2 separate regions of the Homo sapiens genome follow, and region 2 is linked to region 1. The links are chromatin contacts, found by Hi-C in ENCODE. All regions are on one chromosome and are shown on one strand. Each heading gives the region's core, a stretch centred on a gene start or an enhancer-like site at or near the end of the contact. The rest is flanking DNA. Distances are from core to core; before and after follow the strand shown. Region 1 has its middle 40 kb from the start of CTNNB1. Region 2 has its middle 82 kb from the start of CTNNB1.

Region 1 (2,794 bases), core at 204-2,703:
GGGAACAGCTGATAAAAGAAGCCCTCCTTTGTTCTACATTTCCTGCCCAGGTCGCTCAAGTTCTGTTTGCTTTGACTGTCTCTGGAGTGCTTGCTGGGTGAGGTCAAGGAAGGGAAGGAGAAAACCCGCTCGCTTGTAGTTGGAGTCACAGGAAACCAACTGCAAGGCTCCCGCTGTGTAAGGGGATTGGGGGGATGGGCAGAGCAGGAGGATGAGTGATCAGCCTGGACAAACCTCAATCTGAGAAGAAATGTGTATTTAAAGCCTATACTCAGCCTCAGGACCTGCCCAGAAAAAGCAGCCTACATATATATAGAGAGAGAGAGAGAGTCAGGTCACACAATTCTACCACTGGACAGAGGAGAACACCAAGAAACCGAGCAGAGTCAGCACTTGCCAAGATAAAAGAGCCAAGTAACAGGCATAACTGAGCCTCAAACCCTAGCTTGCTACCCCAGAGTCCTTGCTTTTTCCTGGAGAGGCAGAGATGGGAGAGTCTACAACCCATGACTGTTGGCTTCCACTCAACTTTGGGTGATTAATCCACCCACATTATTTACTGAGCACCTATTATATTCTAGCACCTGTCTAGGTAGGCGGTAGTGGGGGAGGCAAATTCCCACACTTGAAAAATCCCCAGAATGAGAGTGATATGATTTGTGGCATCCATAAAGTTGTGCAACTCACCTGAGTGAATCAGAGTCTAAAGCACTGGAAGCCTTTGTGGGAGGAAGTGGCCTCTTCAGCCTGCCCTCCCAGAGGCACAGGCTCTGCTCCTGAAGTCCTGCCTCTTGAGATGGAAGCTTTTACTTGTCCTAAGCAGGCAGGAGTCCTGAGAACCAGGTCTTTACAAGAAGGAAAGGAAGTACTCCTTGATTGAACACCTATGATGAGCTAGGCCCTGTACTAAAACCTATACACTATGTGCTTTGATCCTCAAAACAATTTTCTACAGATTAAGAGACTGAGGCTTCAAAGAGAGGATTGTGAGAACTGATTTCTAGGGCATCTGCTGCAAAGCACCCCCAGCCCTGTACTGCTTACTTATATTCAGGGATCCCAAACCACACTTTCCACAGCAACTGGTCAATGGCCACTTATAGTTTGTCCATATTGGACAGCACAGATTTTACAGAACATTTCCATCATCACAGACAGTTCTATTAAACAACACTGAACTAAACCATGAGAGTTGGCAGCTCGTAAAAGCACTTTCCACCACCCTGTATTTTTAATCCACCTTCCACTCTCACTTTCTCCAAAAGTGGCCATGCAGTAGGGGATGTTGTAGGTGCTCAATAAATATTTCCTGAATGGATAAGGAAGATGTGGCCTGAAGATAAGAAGGAAGTGGAAGGAGGCAGAGTTGGAAGTGGGCCTGATTTATTCAAGAAATGTTTGGTAGCTGATTGAGAGCTTGAGCAGACCGAGAAGTCCTTTCTCTGATGTCACCCAACCCCACCCATGAAAACACAGAAATGAATGGTGACATAATTTATGGGAGCAATAAAAGTCATACCTACCCATTACCTCTTCAAATGACTCATGTCTGTATGTGCTCACAGTGAATGTTTTAAACAGACCAGAACAGTGGTTAGTGCCCATGAGGACAAGTGTCTCTTTAAAATAAAAATTTTTAGTCCTACTCAAGTCAGAACTTGAGAACTCGGATCCTGGAGTTCCTGTAACCCAGTTCCTTTATGGTTCATGTGGAAAAACTGAGGCCCCATCCTAGTGACTGGCTCATGGTCACACAGCCAGTTGGAAGCAGTATTGTTCTCCAGCCCACTTGCCACCTAGAATACAGGCTAAAATGAGAGCAGATGATCTTTGTCAGAGCAGGTGGACCAAGGAACGGGAAGATTGGGTGCCCAGCGAGCCAAGGGTGAGATCAAGATAATAAGGAAACCAGGAACAAAATAAAACAATAGGTTGGGAACAACCCCAGAGCAATAGAGTCAACCAGGGGTACATTAAGAAGGGGGAAGATACTGTGGTCTGAATGTTTGTGTCCTTCCAATATTTATATGTTGAAACCTAATTACCAAGGTAATGGTATTAGGAAGTGGGGCATTTGGGAGGTGATTAGTTCACAAGGACAGAGCCTTCAGGAATGAGATCAGTGCCTTTATAAAAGAGGCCTCAGAAAGCTAGCTAGCCCCTTCCACCATGTGAGAACACAATAAAAAGGCACCATCTATGAACCAGGAAGCAGGCCCTCATCAGACACCAAATTTGCCAGCACCTTGATCTTGGGCTTCCCAGTCTCCAGAACTGTGAAGAATAGATTTTTGTTGTTTGTAAGTCACCTGGTTCATGGTATTTTGTTACAGCAGCCCAAATACACTAAGACAGAAGACAATTAGAAAAAAAGTCTAGTCTGACAGCAAGTGGTGGCAAGGATGATGGAAATGAGCATTGTTGTATACTACTGGTGGGACTGTGCATTGGTAGGACCCTCAGAGGGCAATTTCGCTGGTAGAATTTAATATGTGCATCCCTATGACCAGTAATCCCACTACTTCTTAGGAGAAATGCTTGCACATGTGTACTCAGACACATGTACAGGGCTATTCATTGCAGCTTTGTCTGTGATCATGAGCAACTAAAAACAACTCAAGTGTCCAGTTGTGGGAATGGATACATAAAATACACTATACCCACAAAATGGAATACTATGATGCAATGCAACAGAGTGTAGAGGATCCATCCAGGGCCACCACAGTACATATCTTTCTATGAATTAAAATAAGATGATCCCCTCTGGGTGAACGAATTCCAGAAAGGCATCCCT
Region 2 (2,794 bases), core at 186-2,685, 42 kb before region 1:
TGGTGGCACACACCTGTAGTCCCAGCCATTCAGAAGGCTGAGGCAGAAGGATAGCGTGAGCTCAGAAGTTCAAGGCTATAGTGAGCTATGATCACACCACTGCACTCCAGCCTGGGGACAGAGTGAGATCATGTCTCCAAATAAAAAATAAAGATAAATTAAAAAGCACTTTCTACTGTCCCATTACTTGAGTCACAATATTTCAATGCATGCAAAAGTATATATAGGTATTTATCCAAATAGGTAGCTATCTCAGGTGGGTAGGCATATAGGAATTGTGAATTTAGTTTCATTTTTTTCATTTCTTAGGATTTAGAGTCTATTTATGTGATATTTGAGGATCCTGCTTCCATGGACTGACATTCTTGCAAGCCCAAGCACAGAGCTGACTCTGCCAGCATCTTTTCCAGTTCTACCCCACCTATGAGAACCCTAAGAGTTAGGGACCACACAGGACAGATCAACCCTCTTTGTGATCCTGGCTGTGCCACTTATCACATTCAGCCTGTTTCCTCCTCTGGAAAAGAAAAATAGCAGGACGTCCCTTGCAAGGTATTTTTGAGGACTAATTGATAAGTGCAAACAATTTCTGAATGTTTATAGTCTTAGTTTGAAGGAATAAAACTTAAGTGGAGTTAAAGATAAAGGGCAAAAAGACCAATGAGAGAAAAGGGGCTAGAGACCATGTGGGGATTTAGTGGATTTAGTGCTGCTTGGAGGAAAGCCCCTGGGCAAAACAAGATTAACTTCTACAATCTTCTCCAGATTCTGAGAATGCACCAGATCACGGAGCCTAAGACCAATGTCTTGGTATTTGGCCTACACCTTACCACACAATCGTGCATTAAAAGCATAGCTCAGGGTCAACAGGACCCCCTGGTTTCCTGTGTGTCAGTCTGGCCTTCCCAGTCAGAACACAAGCTCCTTGTCTCACACGGGGCGTCTCTGTGTGCCCCGCAGCCCTGGGTGCAGAGCAGACCCTCAATAAATATTTGCAGATTGTCTGCTGGGAACGAGGCCTGACTTACTCCAGCTGCATCACAGACCTTCTGCCACCTCTGGGGCCCGTGGCTGCCTTTCAGACCTCAATGATACAGACGAAATGTGATTGCTACCAACTGTGGATAAAATAACCGTTTCCTTATACTCCAAGGGGAGAAAAAGCCAAGGTAGAGGCCTGGAAGGCTGTGGTGGCCACTGCAACAGGGCCCATGTGAATATCACAGACCTTCCATTTCTGTGACATAGGGAAAGGTCAGGTGAATGCTGACTTTTCTGGCTGGCTGGGGCATTACCAGGGCAGTGCAGCAGGGCCCATAGGAGAAAAAAATGGATGGGAGGACAGGAAGTCACCAAAGAGCCCTGCATTCTGCAATGATGTGGCGCTCTGACCACGCCCAGCCGCCCAGCAGCTCCAGCGAGGAAACAACTTCCTTTTGTGGTCTGACCCTGGCTGGCCGCCAGGGCTTCAACAAGAGCCTTGTGATGTGCACTTTTGAAATGTGTTGGTGGTGCGGAATGGCATGTCTAACTCGTGTTTAGTGCCCTTCAGCGTTTACGTCTCTTTCCCACGCCCACTGACGCAGACTGGCTGCATGTGGGGAGCTGGGGTAGTCGGCCAACCCAATGCCTGACCTTGTGGCCGGGGCACTTGAGACACGCTTCCTTTTCCCCTAAACCTGGCCTCAGTCAGGCCAAGGGTACGGCTCCCTGAAAGGACAAAGAAAAGAGAAAAGGAAGCCTGACTGATACTAGCTGCCAGACAGGCATTATGTTGTTTTTAATCTTCATGACAATTCTGTGGGGTTTTATGGCCTCCCTTTTACAGATGGGGAAACTGAGGTTCAGAGAAGTTAAATCTTTTTCTCAGGGTAAACACAATTAGAGCATGGGGAGCAGGGACTCCACCCTAGCCTGTCTCCTCCAATGATCAGACTCTTTCCAGACACCACAACTCCTCTCTTAAGACCCCAGGGTCACTCTCCTTGGGGTCAGAGGCAGCCACACTCCATGTTTCTATTGCCTGCATCCACGTCACAGATCAGAGTTTGAGAAGGGTCAGAGTCAGCCAGGTCAGTTCTCTCCATGCCCATACTTTGCTTTAAAGGCTTTTCACTCGATTTGGGTTGTTAATTCTCAAAGTATGTCCGTCAACGTGCAAAAGTTACTGTGCATATTCTTTTCCCACTGTTTTCTTGTTTTTCTGTTGTTTGTTACCTAAGGTAGCTCCTGCCAGTCTCTGTGTGTACTAGGCAATTCGTGCATTGCTATAAAGAAATACCTGAGACTGGGTAATTTATAAAGAAAAGAGGTTTAATTGATTCACAGTTCTGCAGGCTGTCCAGGAAGCATGGCAGCATCTGCTTCTGAGGAGGCTGAGGAGGCTTTTACTCATGGCAGAAGGCAAAGCAAGAGCAGGCACGTCACATGGTGAGAGCAGGAGCAAGAGAGAGAGAGTGCTAGGGGAGAGGTCCCACATACTTTTAAACAACCACATCTCACAAGAGCTCACCACTATCGTAAAGACTACACCAAGCCATGAGAGATCCGCCCCCGTGACCCAAACACCTCCCACTAGCCCCACCTCCAGCACTGGGGATTATAATTCAACATGAGATTTGGGTGGAGACAAATATCCAAACTACATCACTGTGGAAACACCAGCAAGTTGTCTGAGTGGTCTCTAGGAAACCCAAACCCCAACCAGTGGATGATAAATAGCCCCTCGTTTGTGAAGTGCTAACACCTTGGTGACACAGCCCTTCACGTCCCCTCCACTCACGTGATCTGGGAG

What was found. A loop is a pair of places that touch in the nucleus more often than their neighbours do. Pooled maps may share reads with other maps.
Region 2: a loop to region 1 is called in a pooled map, with 4 times the contacts of the local background. The contact joins two enhancer-like sites. A Hi-C loop is called at or near these places in 2 of 168 maps with a recorded cell type or tissue (Caco-2 and posterior vena cava) and 7 of 50 pooled maps.

What each region holds. Positions count from the first base shown.
Region 1 is chr3:41,158,503-41,161,296 of GRCh38, forward strand. No RefSeq gene overlaps it. Among named protein-coding and RNA genes, the nearest start is that of CTNNB1, 40 kb to the right of the region's middle. Within about 2 kb of position 1,454, at least 6 of the 41 ENCODE cell types and tissues checked have a DNase peak (open chromatin) inside an H3K27ac peak, as active enhancers do.
Region 2 is chr3:41,116,121-41,118,914 of GRCh38, forward strand. No RefSeq gene overlaps it. Among named protein-coding and RNA genes, the nearest start is that of CTNNB1, 82 kb to the right of the region's middle. RefSeq lists an enhancer at 1,433-1,562. Within about 2 kb of position 1,436, at least 13 of the 41 ENCODE cell types and tissues checked have a DNase peak (open chromatin) inside an H3K27ac peak, as active enhancers do.